Regions from separate parts of the Homo sapiens genome. Here region 1 is linked to region 2. The links are chromatin contacts, found by Hi-C or POLR2A ChIA-PET in ENCODE. All regions are on one chromosome and are shown on one strand. Each heading gives the region's core, a stretch centred on a gene start or an enhancer-like site at or near the end of the contact. The rest is flanking DNA. Distances are from core to core; before and after follow the strand shown. Region 1 holds the start of C2orf92 (chromosome 2 open reading frame 92). Region 2 overlaps STARD7-AS1 (STARD7 antisense RNA 1).

Region 1 (7,129 bases), core at 3,860-6,359, 1.4 Mb after region 2:
TGTTAAAAATTGCCGATGTCGACTATATTGCAAGTCGTCACGGTGGGGTATTGCGAAAAGTTTTCAATTAGCAATAATCGCGCTTCGGATAAACCTCATTGGCCACCATACGGCCACCGCGCAACGCTAGCTAATTAAAAAAAATTTTTTTTGTAGAGAAGGGATCTCGCTATGTTCCCCGGGCTAGCCTCGAACTCCTGAGCTTAAGCGATCCTCCCGCTTAGTCTTTCCAAAGCGTTGGGATTACAGGCGTCAGCTATTGCGCACGGCCCCATAATATTTCCTCGTTGAGCACTGAAGAAAAGATCCTTTTCCTTATAAAAATTACAGTTTCGTGGTATTTTGGTCCTGGCATTTATTGAGCACCTGCTCTGTGCCTGCGGAGCACTTCTGCCCACTTTACATAAGTTATATTAAATCCTTGCAACAATATCAGGTAGTTGTATTATTACTCCCATTTTTCAGTCAGGGTCTTCACACTTTGGTAACCTGCCCAAGATTATTGGGTGTGGAATTGGCATGCAGGTAGCCCCCTGCGGCACTGGAGTCAGCTGCTTCAAGAGTGCAGGATAGTTGAGTTCTACATTTGTTTACCAAACGGATCCATAGTTATTTCCCTGTATATATACCTCTCCCAATGGGTTGTGAGCATAAAATTTGTAAAATTGAAGCGGGTGTGCAGAAATCACAAGTGTACATGTACATTTCAATGAATGATTAAAATGTGGACACACTTGCATAACCACCGAGTTCAAGAAACAATATTGTTGCTGGAAAAGGGGTCCCGATCCAGACCCCAAGGGAGGGTTATTGGATCTTGCCCAGAAGAAATTCAAGGCAAGTTGCAGAGTGCAGTGAGAAGCGATTGTTTATTGAAAGCTACTCAGTTACAGAGTAGGCCATCCTCAGAAAGCAAGAGGGGGAACACACCCTCTTTATATTAAACTCTTCTTATAGAGGGGTCTTATCTATGTAAAAACTAAGCTATGTCTACATGAGGGTGGGCTGACAGCATAACAAAATTTAGTGCTTTTTGATTTAAAGAAAGTTATCCTTGGCATTTTAATGCATAAATACATCAAAGCATGACTCTCTCTCTCTCTCTCTCTCTCTCTCTCTCTCTCTCTCTCTCTCTATATATATATATATATATATATATATATATATATATTTTGTTTTGTTTTGTTTTTTTGAGACAGGGTCTCACCTTGTTGCCCAAGCTGGAGTGCAGTTGCCTGATATCAGCTCACTGCAACCTCCACCTCCCAGGCTCAAGCTATCCTCCTGCCTCAGCCTTCCAAGTAGCTGGGACCACAGGTGTGCACCATCACGCCCAGGTAATTTTTTTGTATTTTTAGTAGAGACCGGGTTTTGCTATGTTGCCCAGGCTGGTCTCGAACTCCTGAGCTCAAGCAGTCCACCCACTTTGGACTCCCAAAGTGCTGGGATTACAGGTGTGAGCCATCGAGTCCTGTAACTATAACTATCTTAAATCATATATTGTTAGGCAATATTGGAGCATCTGGACATTTTGTTGTTGTAGGATTTTGTCCTTGCAGGCATTACTAAACTGCTCTTTTAGCCATAGCATCTTATGACCATGGGTTGGGACTAGCAAGGAATGTGCCTTGCTAGTTTTAAGATGGAGTTGGGGCCGGGCGCGGTGGCTTATGCCTGTAATCCCAGCACTTTGGAAGGCCGAGGCGGGCAGATCACGAGGTCAGGAGATTGAGACCATCCTGGCTAACACGGTGAAACCCTGTCTTTACTAAAAATACAAAAAAGTAGCTGGGCGTGGTGGCATGCGTCTGTTGTCCCAGCTACTCAGGAGGCTGGGGTAGGAGAATCGCTTGAACCCAGGAGGCGGAGGTTGCAGTGAGCCGAGATCGCGCCACCAGCCTGGGCGACAGAGTGAGACTCCGTCTCAAAAAAAAAAAAAAAAAAAAAGATGGGGTTGAGATGGGCACGGTAGCTCATGCGTGTAATCCCAGTACTTGTGGAGGCTGAAGTGGGTGGATTGCTTGAGCCCAGGAATTTGAGACCAGCCTGGACAACATGGCAAAACCCTGTCTCTACAAAAAATACAAAAATTAGCCGGGCATGATGTTGTGCGCCTGTAGTGCCAGCTACTCCAGAGGCTGAGGTGGGAGGTTGGCTTGAGCCCGGGAGATGGAGGTTGCGGTGAGCCCAGATCGCACCATTGCACTCCAGCCTGGGTGACAGAGCCAGACTCTGTCTCAAAAAAAAAAAAAAAAAAAAAAGCAGTTGATTTTAAAATGGTGTCACCCTGTCTCTCCTAGGCTCCTGTTTTCCTAATAGCATGAACAGCCCCCCCGTCAGCTCCTACCCCTTGGTCTCTGACCTGTTCCTCCTCCGAGGTGACCTCTATCCTGAATTTTGAAAACATATTAGTATTGCCTGTTTCTGGACTTTGTGCAGATGAAGTCATTGGTATGTATTCATTTGCATCTAGTGTTTATACATTCATAAAATAGATCACTGTGTAGCCATTAAAAATAATGAGAGAGTGCTATATAATTTCATATGAAACATATCAGGACACATTGCTAAGTAAAAGCAAAGAGAAAGCAGACACCGAGTGTAGACTGTTATATGCATGAATGTCTCTGAACAGTATATGAGGCACCTTCAGGTCTCTTTTTTATTTTTTTTTTTTTTGAGACAATCTTTCTCTGTTGCCCAGGCTGGAGTGCAGTGGCGCAATCTGGGCTCACTGCAACCTCCACCTGTCGGGTTCAGGCAATTCTCCTGGCTCAGCCTCCCTAGTAGCTGGGATCACAGGTTCCCGCCACCATGCCCAGCTAAGTTTTTTTTTTTTTTTTTTTTGAGATGGAGTCTCACTCTGTCACCCAGGCTGGAGTGCAGTGGTGCGGTCTCGGCTCACTGCAAGCTCCGCCTCCCGGGTTCATGCCATTCTCCTGCCTCAGCCTCCCGAGTAGCTGGGACTACAGGCGCCCACCACCACGCCTGGCTAATTTTTTGTATTTTTAGTAGAGATGGGGTTTCACCGTGTTAGCCAGGATGATCTCGATCTCCTGACCTTGTGATCTGCCTGCCTCGGCCTCCCAAAATGCTGGGATTACAGGTGTGAGCCACCGTGCCTGGCCCCAAAGATGATTGTCTTATAAAAGCCTATGTAACCCTTTTCATTTTTTCTTTAAAAAATGTCTTCCTTTACCTCCTGGAACACATCCATACTTATTCCCATTGTAATGCCCGTTCCTGAATAAACATCATTGTTTTTTTAGAGAGGGAGAGAGAGTCCATTGGTGAGAGAGTCTCACCAATCTCCTGTCCCCAGGGCACTTCCACCCCTGGGTATTTGTACTGATCAACCAGGTTACGCTTTCAGCATTTGCAAACTCAGGATGGAGATTTTAGACCCTCTTCAACCTCCAGGTTTCCTCTTTGCAAAGGCCAGCAGCAGAAGCAAAAGAGATGGAGCCCGGGTTAGCATTTATTTTTCTATTTACCAGTCATTTGGAATTTGGACATTTTCTGTCCTGTGGTTGTGGTGAGGGTGTGGGTTTTGTGTTGTTTTATATATTCTTTGTTATTTTTTATTCTAGTTTTTGTTTTTGTTTTGGAAGGTATTTTAGAGAAATAAGATTTCTGTGGTTACCATGACCTGCTGTTACAGATTACATGGTACCCTCTCTTCATATGTTGAAGTCCTAGCCACCCCGCCGAACCTCAGAATGTGACTGTATTTGGAGATAGGGTCTTTACAGAGGAAATCAAGTTAAAATGAAGTCATTAGGGCAGGCCCTAATCCGATATGATCCTGTGTTCTTAGAAGAGGAAATGTGGACTCAGGTGTGTATGGAGGGAAGATGTCTTGCAAGCCCAAGGAGAAGATGGCCATCTGAGCCCACGTCCTGGAACAGAGACTTCCCTCACAGCCTCAGAAAGAACCAGCCCTGCTGACGTCTTGATCTCAGACCTCCAGCCTCCAGAACTGGGAGACGATTCAGTCAGCATCTACACAACACAGGGTTGAACTGTGCGGGTCCACTTCTATGCAGATTATTTTCTTTTTTCTTTTTTGAGACAGAGTCTCGCCCGGTTGCTCAGGCTGAAGTGTAGTGGTGTGATCTTGGCTTACTGCAGCTTCCACCTCCCAGGTGCAAGTGATTCTCCTGCCTCAGCTTCCCAAGTAGCTGGGACTATGGGTACTCGCCACCACACCTGGCTAATTTTTGTATTTTTAGTAGAGATGGGGTTTCACCATGTTGGTCAGGCTGGTCTTGAACTCCTGACCCCAAGTGATCTGCCTGCCTTGGCCTCCCAGATTGCTGGGATTACAGGTGTGAGCCACCGTGCCCGGCCCTATATAACTCTTTGTGCAAGTTTTTACCCCTAAAAGATATCTGCCATCTCAGCCATGGAACAGACACTGTAAGAACATGAAGGCTCAAGGGCAGGGCTGGCTACATAATTTGTGGGACCCATTACAAAATGAACATGGAGAAAAAACTAGAAAAAAGTGTAGTACAAGGTACTATAATAGATTTTTCCTTTGAAAACAGTTTAATACTTATAAAATGTAATAGAGGGAAATAGTGACACGTGAGTAACAAAATGGGCGTATCAATTGGTCTATGCTATTTTTGGTGTTATAATTTTACCTAATATAATAAGCAGCAACACTTTGTTAGTGAGACGGGCTTTCACCATGTTGGCCAGGCTGGTCTGGAACTCCTGACCTCAGGTGATCCGCCTGCCTCAGCCTTCCAAAGTGCTGGGATTACAGGTGTGAGCCTCTGCGCCCGGCTGTGATGTCTTGATTGATCATAGGATTTTTCTGGCTATTCTAGCTACTTCCAATTCGCTTCAGCCAATTTAGTTGAAGTTTTATCACTTGTGACTTCAGAGTCCTGGTTAATATCCTGTTGCCCTCAGGACATGCAGGATGGAGGAAGGCACCAGGGAGCCGAGGGAAGTGAGCAGAGAGGCAGTCACTTCAGGGCCACCAGCATAGCCCCCGTCACTGTCCACAGACACAGGCCCTTCCCCTTCTCATGGTTGAGCAGGCTCCACCTCACTTCCGTGTATGACTTCATAGACCGTTAGGTTCCGTGGTACCCTGGAGTCCACAGCTGCTGAATCTGAAGGGCCATCAGAAGACTGGCTTCTCCATGATGGTTTATGGACTAAGGCAAAGATGAGCAGAGCCATGGCCCTCTTCTTTGTTCTCTGCTGGATCCAAGGTATATTGCTGTGGCAGCTGGAGAGAAACATGGGCCTCACTTCAAGCCTAAGTGGGGCAGAGGAGGGCGTTCCCTCCCACAGTGTGGGGAACACAGATGCTTTACCTACTCTACCTTCTATACCTCCCCAAATCTGCCATTCAGGGTTTATTACTTGGGGGAAGGGAGTAACTGAAAACATTTTCCTAACTTTGAAGCTTTCTCAAAATTCAGAGCTCTATAGGAGGGTGGCATACATGCGTATTTTAACTTTTCACTGTAAGCATTTCCAAACATATGCAAAAGTAGAAAGATTAGTATAAAGAACCACCATATGCTAACTAACCCTCCTGATTTTATCTATATATATGCACTATTTAAAAAATAACAGGGTTAGGCCGGGTACAGTGGCTCACTCTTGTAACTCCAGCACTTTAGGAGGCCAAGGCAGGAGGATTCCTTGAGCTCAGGAGTTTGTGACAGGCCTAGGCAACATCATGAGAGCCTGTCTGTATAAAAAATTTTAAAATTAGCCATGCATGGTGATGCGTGCGTGTGGTCCCAGCTACTAGGGAGGCTGAGGTGGGATGATCACTTGAGCCCAAAAAGTCGAGGCTGCAGTAAGCCGTGATCACACCACTGCACTCAAGCTTGGGCAACAGAGTGGGATCCTGTCTCAAAAAAAAAAAATTAGTAATAACTTTATAGGATATAATATATAATAAAATTCACCCTTTATTTTATTTTTCTATTTATTGTTATTATTTTTGAGATAGGTTCTCCCTCTGTCACCCAGAGCTGGAGTGCGGTGGCATAATCACAGCTAATTGCAGCCTCAACATTCCAGGCCCAAGGATCCTCCCTTCAGCCTTCCAGGTAGCTGGGACCACAGGCATGTACCACCACACCCAGCTAATTTTTTAAATTTCTGTAGAAATAGGGATCTCACTATGTTGCCCAGGCTGGTCTCAAACTCCTGGGCTCAAGTGATCCTCCTACCTTGGCCTCCCAAAGTGCTGGAATTACAGGCATGAACCACTATGTCTGGCCAAATTTACCCTTTACAAAGTATATAATTCAGTGGTTTTTAGTATACTCATAGAGTTGTGAAGCATCACTATCTAATTTTATTTAATTTTTAATTTTTTAATTTTTTGAGATGGAGTGTCGCTCTCTCACCCAGGCTGGAGTGCAGTGGCGCTATCTTGGCTCACTGCAACATCTGCTTCCCAGGTTCAAGTGATTATCCTGCCTCAGCCTCCCAAGTTGCTGGGATTACAGGCGTGTGCCACCACGCCTGGCTAATTTACTAAACTAATAAATTACTAAATTAGTAAGTTACTAGTAAATTAGTAATTACTAAAATATAATTTTTAGTAGAGATGGGATTTCATCATGTTGGCCAGGCTGGTCATGAACTCCTGACCTCAATGGATCCTCCTGCCTCAGCTTCCTGAGTAGCTGGGACCACAGGTGCACACCACCACGCCCAGGTAATTAATTTTTATTTTTTGTAGAGTCGGGGGTCTCCCTATGTTTCCCAGGCTGGCCTCGAACTCCTGACCTCAAGTGATCCTCCCACCTCAGCCTCCCCGAGTGCTGGGATTAAAGACGTGAGCCACGGCACCTGGCCTGAATTTTCCTCAAATTCAAAAAATCCTGATGAAGGTTTGGCTAAAATCTTTGGTGAGTTACCCCACTCCCTGTGGAACCTCAGGCTGGATTTGAAGAGTTGCGTGCATGGTCCTCATTGTCTCCCAGGTAACCTGTTCCCGCTGCTGTGAAGGGAAGGCAGGTGCTCTTCCTTGAGGCTAGAATCTGTCTACGTGTCACAGTCTCAGGAAATTAAGCAAAACAGATGATAAACACCTCAAAAGGACCCTACTGAGCATCAGTGGAGCAGAGCAGGGCCATGTGGG
Region 2 (6,591 bases), core at 3,896-6,395:
TTAGGTTCTGCCTATCAAACTCACCAAGACATAAAGTTGAATGGGCCTAGCCATAATCCATAGTAAGATGGAAATGGTATGTCCAGAACTGGGCATGAACAGAGCTACACAGTCAGATGGCCTAGACACACATGTCACCTGCCAGTGTGGCACCAGTGCTTCTCCCTCAGCTCATGCCTGTGGCTGCACAGGGGGGCAAAGTCCCTTTATGATCAGCTGACAAAAGAGGAGAGCCTTTGCTTTTTCTTGATTCACAGATGGGTCAGACAGGTATATGGCTGCAAGCCAAAAATGAGCTGTGACTACAATACAGCCCACCATAGGCTGATCTTGACAAAGAGTGGCAAGGGAAATCCCCCCAGTGGATCAGTCCTCTCACTGGTGCATCTGTTCATCCACTTCGTATGGAAAGACATGTAGCCCAAGGGTACACTTTATATTCATTCATGGCTACTAGTAACTGCCTTGATGGGTTGATCAGGGGTCTGGAAGGAGAAAGATTAGAAGATCAAGGACAAGGATGTCTGGGACAGAGGCATGTGGATGGACTATTTGAGTAGCTAGGAAGTGTGAAGAGGACCACCAGAAAGCATCTAACTTGAAAGAAACACCAAACAACCAGCTAGACAGAATGATTTAGCCAATTTGATGTCAACCAGATGCCATCAGCCACCCCAGAACTGACACAACGGGCATGTGAAGGAGCAACTGTGGTGGCAGGGATGGGGACAAACACATGGACCGTCACTCACAAGGGCTGATGTAGCTACCACCACTGCTGAATGTTCAGCCTGCCAGCAATGCATCAGTGCTGATCCTCGGAAATGGCAGTAGCTCTCAAAGTAAATAAGTAGCCGCTTGGTAATAAGTTGACTACAATGGGTCCCTTCCATCCTAGAAATGGCAGAAATTTATTTTGACTAGAATGGACACATGGTTTACCTTTTCTGCCTGCAGGGCCTCAGCCAACGCCACTATCTGAGGGCTTACTGAGTGTTTTACCCACTGACATAGGTTCCCACGTAACATCACATCAGACCCAAGGGCCCGTTCATTGCAAGGCGAAGGAGGCATGACAATGGCACGTGACCATGGGATCACTGGTCCTGTCACATTCTGCACCACCCAGAAGATACTGGCTTGAACGAAGAGAAGAAATGGGCTGTTGAAGGCGTAGCTGAGATGCCAGCTCAGAGACGATGATACCAAGTAAGGAGGGGTTACTACCTTCCAGGGCACAGTGTACACTCTAATCAACAACCAATAAGGCGCTATGTCCCACTGGGAGGAATATATAGGTCCAGGAACCAAGGGGTAGAGATAGGAGCGGCTTCACTTTACATTAATCCCATTGGGGTATTTCTGTTACCACAACTCTAAGCTTTGAGGGTTTTAGGTTCTGGTTCCCAATAAGGAAATGTTTCCATGAAGGGATACAGCAAAAGTACACCAAGGAACCAGTAGGCAAGAAGCAGGAGCCACCATCCTGGCAGGAGTAGTGGACCCTGCCCACCAGGAAGAGATGGGGCTGCAGTTGCACAGTGGGAGCCAGAAGGAATATGTCTTTGTACTCTTGCCCCTTGCTGATGATAAATGCACAGGTGCAGCAGCCATAGCCTGAAAAGGGTGTGGTGGCCAGGGGCTCAGCTGAGGTGCTTCCTGCAGGGAGGAGAATCTAAAATGGATAGAAGCCGAGGCGGGCTCAGTGGCTCACGCCTATAATCTCAGCACTTTGGGAGGCCAAGGTGGGAGGATCACCTGAGGTCACAGTTTGAGACCAGCCTGGCTAACATAGTGACACCCTGTCTCTACTAAAAAAAAATTACAAAAATTAGCCAGGTGTGGTGGCATGTGGCTGTAATCCCAGCTACTCAGGAGGCTGAGGCAGGAGAACTGCTTGAACCTGGGAGGCGGAGGTTGCAGTGAGCCGAGATCGTGCCATTGCATTCCAGCCTGGGCGACACAGTGAGACTCAGTCGCAAAAAAAAAGTAAAATAAAATAAAATGGATAGAAGTCCAGGTGCAGTGCTTCATACCTGTAATCCTAGCACTTTGGGAGCCTGAGGCAGGAGGATCACTCAAGCTCAGAAATTCAACATCAGCCTGGGCAACATAGTGAGACCTCATCTCTTAAAAAAAATTAATTAGTTGGGTGTAGTGGCACACACCTGTAGTTCCAGCTACTCAGGTGGCTGAAGCAGGAGGATCACTTGAGCTTGGGAAGTGGAGGCTGCAGTGAGCTGTGATCACACCACTGCACTCCAGCCTGGGCAACAGAACAAGTCTCTAAATAAATAAATAAAGATAAAATGGATAGAAGAGGGAGATGGGGAGTATCGGTGAGACCTCAAGAACAGCTGCAGTGGTGGGGGCTGTGGTCATCTGATGAACCATTAGTTTGTTCCAGAGAAAGACGAGCTGCTCCCAGAACTTACCCAGAGGAGTGGATCTGAGTGGCACAAGAGGCTGTGGACGCCCTGATAAACAATCCAAATCCCCCTCAAGACAGGCTCTGCCCCAGCTGCTGGGAGGATTGCTGGCTCACAGCCCTCCTCAGGAATTGCCCCCAAGTGAAGACAGCTTCCCCACCCAATGTCCCACCACCCCTCTGGGGACAGTGTGTACCCAGTGACTGGCTGAAGCTGGGGTACAAAGGTCTGGCCCCTCAGCTCAGTGGGGGCTGGGGGCATCTGAAGCTGGGACGGCCATGAGACTTTTCTAATGCTTCAACACCTTCCATGGGTTCAGCTGAGGGGTGTGTCGAGACTGCCTTGCAGCCCAGCTTCTCCCTGTGAGCAAGTCTGCTTCCTTCCCTTCTGTAGGTGCTGAACCTGAGAGCAGCCCCAGTACACTCCCTGCATGGGAATCTCCATCTCAAAGTCAGCCTCCAGGGAGCCCGCCCTGAAACAGATTCTGTCATGGAACTCAACAGAGTATCCTGGTGCGGATAACCAGTGTTGGGAGTTAGAGCACGGACTCTCTCCACCTGCACGGTGCTGGAGCTCTGCACACCCCCTCTGCAGCCATCCCTCGCCGCTGTCCCTTAGCTGACGCCCTTGCCCTCTGTGTGTCCTTCCTCATGGCCTGCAGGTTTCAGATCCCAAGCTACAGATCATGTCTTCTAGTCTGGGCTCTGGCAGAGAGTTCGGAAGCACTCTTATTATCTTAGCAGCAGCATGTGTGGAAATCATTTCTCATTACAGCGGAGGGCAGGCATTGTGCAGAGGGTTAAGTGGGCCTGCTTGAAGTTGGTTGTTGTTAGCTCTCATGTCTATGCCTTGGTCCCTTTCCCCTCAGGACTTGGAGAGCAAGCTGTTTGAGTCTGATGCAACCCCTGGGCTTTGACTATCATGCCAAAAGGCAGCAAATAAGTGCCTTTTCTTCCCTTCAGAATACATGGACAATCCAAAGCTCTATTAGTCTATTATTCAGAATGAAAAGTGTTTACAATATTCGTCCTCTTACTCCTCAGTATGTGAGACTGTTCCTCGTAGCAGGTAATTTCTTCCGAATTCAAAAACTCCTCATGGAAGCATCTGTTTTTGTCATCAAGGAGGGGGCTGTATGTGGAATTGCAAGGCCAAAGACATCTCGGGTCAACTCTTCTCAGGACCAGATCCAAGTCGCCAGTGAGAACACACATTCAGGCAGCCTCCACCAGCGCCCTGCCTCAGGAGCGAGGCTCCCTGCTTCATGTGGGCAAGAGCTGCCCTTGTTTTCCCAGCGGGCAGTTGGGGGTCTGGAGCCTAGGAAGCAAAGTGAAGCACACACTCCTGCTTCCTTCCTTCCCTGCAGTTGGTGAGTATCTGGCTCAGTTTAGGTTAATATCATCTCTTCAGCCTGGCCCAGTTTACCACTATGGGAAGGAGCCCAGCAGCAGGGGCTGCCAGACCTGGAAATAGATCTGCTCATTGCAGTGTGGCAGGTGCAGAGAAACAGAGCCAGCTATAGCTGGAAGAGAATCTTAGGGCACAGAGATGCACCAACATGTATGAACAAGTCGAGACCCAAGTACCAAGCTGTAGAGTTACTGCACCATAGCAACCCAGGCCAGCAGGCAAGGCAAGAGGGCAGTTATTACAGAGAGCCATGGGGCAAGAGTGGAGCCACCTTGACAGTGGGGGTGACCAGAAGCCACATCTAGGAGTGTTGGCCCAGAGTCTCTGCATTTCCTCCTGCTCAGGACCTTAAGAGAGGCCCATCTTAAATGCCACTGTCTCCATGAGCTTTTGGAAACCTTACCAGTTTCCTCCCCTGTTCAGGGAGTTCCACTAGGGTAACATTCCTGCCTTCTCTCCACCCCTCTATTACTTTGCCCCAGGGAAAATAAAAGATGACTGCTTGGATAGGTAGGTGGGGAGGGGAAACTGGTCCTGTGTAGGCCAGTGGGCCCCTCCATCACCTTGGGGGTGAGCTGCATGCAGGGTATAAAATCCCACTGCTCTCGCTGAGGGGGCTGCACTCCTGCAGGACTAAAGGAGGCTTTCTCTGGTTGAGGGCTACCATGGCTGGGCGGGTGAGCCTGCCTCCTAGTGGGATTTGCATTAGCAGCTCACTTAGTTCACAGGTCTAAAGCTGTGTCCTCCAGCCCAGCCCTCTAGCAGTAATTAAGAGGATATTTTGGTTCCTGTTGCCACTCCTTTGTTTTATTTCTCAGGGCCCTCAAAGACACCCCAGAATAGATTTCCTGTCCCCTTTAATCTTGCCCTTCTTTGAGTCCCCATTGCATTTTATGGTATATTTCTAGCATGACCTTTCATTCTTTCAGTAATTACCTCCTTATTTCCTTCACCCCTGCATTTAAAAAAAAATTTTATAGATGAGGTCTCACTCTGTCACCCAGGCTGGAGTGCAGTGGTGCAATCATAGCTCGCTGCAGCCTTAAACTCCTGGGCTCAAGCAGTCTTCCTGCCTCTGCCTCCCAAGTAGCTGGGACCACAGGTGCACATGACCATGCCCAGCTAACTTTTTTTTTCTTTTTTGTAGAGACGGGAGTCTTACTTTGTTGCCCAGGCTGGTCTCAAACTCCTGGCTTCAAGCAATCCTTCCACTTTGGCCTTCCAAAGTGCTGGGATTACAGGCATGAGCCACCATGCCCAGCCTCCTTCTCTTACTAGCTGAGAACTAAGAGAAGACACTCTGGAGACAGAGGAGGAAACAGTGACGATGCCACATGATGAATACATAATGGAGGGTGAAGACAAGGCTCCGTCAGGGGCACCAAGGAGGGAAACCCAGTTCTGTGGGGAAGGTATGGGGCAGCTTCACAAGCCCAGTGTCTGCTCCCTTTGTGGGAGACGTGTTGTTTCAGCATCCATTCCCCCTTCTTTTAGGAAAAGTGCTTGAATTTCCTTTTCATGGAACCACCCACCTCCCTCTCATCCATGCATTCTATTCCCAGTATCAGGGGTAGACAAGTGACTTCAGGCTTGGCCAATTAGGGTTCTGACTCTTGGTCAAATCAGAGTGAATCCTGAGTCATTTGTAAACTCCAAGGAAAGGGCTTGCTTTGTTTTCTGTTGAATGCAGTGCTCTGAGATAGCCGGAAATGAAACTGCTCTCTTGCCACACTGAAGGCTAGAGAAGGGCCTGGCCAGGAAATGATGCCAGTGATCAGGGGTGGAGCTGGAAGAGGGGGAGTGAGGAGGCCCAGACATCTTGGGAGCCCCAAATTCACCTCAGGATTTAACTTCTCCGCTGCTCAGCCAATAAATTCCTTTCTTCCATGACTAATTTGAGTTGAGTTTTTAGTTTTTGCAACTAAAACAGCACTGACTAATACACCCTTAGGTAAGATTAGAGCAAGAATTTCCAATATCTGTGTTCTTCATCCTGAAATTTGGTGAGGATATCTAAGGTTCTTTTGTCTTTTAAAAGAATTCTGTTGCAATGGAAAGTATCAATCCATATTTTTCCATTTCTCCAAAATGTTTTAGTGTATATCTATGGGGCACAAACTTAATCTCTGTAGGCCCTCTGCCATAGTTGCTCTGTGCCACTTGATAAGGGGCTGGTATCTAGAATATATAAAAACTCTTAAAACTCAGCCGGGCATGGTGGCTCATGCCTATAATCCCAGCTCTTTGGGAGGCCGAGGCAGGCGGATCACCTGAGGTCAGGAGTTTGAGACCAGCCTGGCCAACACGGTGAAACTCTATCTCTCTAAAAATACAAAAATTAGGCGGGCGTAGTGGCTCACTCAAGACTGAGGCAGAAGAACCACTTGAACCCAGGAGTTGGAGGTTTCAGTGAGCCCAGATGGCTCCACGGCACTCCATCCTGTGCAACAGAGTGGCACAGGATGGCAAAAACAAACAAAAGCTCTTAAAACTCAACAATAAAAGACAACCCACTTTAGAAATGAGAAAAGGGCCAAGTGTGGTGGTAATCCCAGCACTTTGGGAAGTTGAGGTGTGTAGATTGCTTGAGCCCAGGAGTTTGAGAGCAGCCTGGGCAACATGGCAAAACCACATCTCTACAAAATACAGAAAAGAAAAAAAAAAAATCAGTCAGGTGTGGTGTTGCACACCTGTAGTCCCAGCAACCTGGAGGCTGAAGTGTGAGGATTGCTTAAACCTAAGGAGATAGAGG

What was found. Hi-C counts contacts between places; a loop is a spot of excess contacts on that map. ChIA-PET counts read pairs that join two places held with the same protein, here RNA polymerase II (POLR2A).
Region 1: a loop to region 2 is called in a map of lower leg skin, with 23 times the contacts of the local background. The contact joins the promoter of C2orf92 here to the enhancer-like site in region 2. A Hi-C loop is called at or near these places in 1 of 168 maps with a recorded cell type or tissue (lower leg skin). POLR2A ChIA-PET finds 5 or more read pairs at or near these places in 1 of 52 experiments (CD8-positive, alpha-beta T cell).

The regions. Positions count from the first base shown.
Region 1 is chr2:97,664,604-97,671,732 of GRCh38, forward strand. C2orf92 (chromosome 2 open reading frame 92) reads left to right here and starts at 5,110. Exons shown (of 8, transcript NM_001351368.2): 1 at 5,110-5,231. The coding sequence starts at 5,186. It overlaps LOC124900516 (U4 spliceosomal RNA), which reads right to left and starts at 128; the gene lies at 1-128. It also overlaps the pseudogene RNU4-8P.
Region 2 is chr2:96,236,891-96,243,481 of GRCh38, forward strand. STARD7-AS1 (STARD7 antisense RNA 1) reads left to right here. Exons shown (of 4, transcript NR_046322.1): 2 at 1,015-1,209; 3 at 2,823-3,798; 4 at 4,987-5,733. Among named protein-coding and RNA genes, the nearest start is that of SNORA112, 26 kb to the left of the region's middle. RefSeq lists enhancers at 4,944-5,203, 5,224-5,273. Within about 2 kb of position 5,146, at least 19 of the 41 ENCODE cell types and tissues checked have a DNase peak (open chromatin) inside an H3K27ac peak, as active enhancers do; they include CD8-positive, alpha-beta T cell, where a contact is called at or near this core.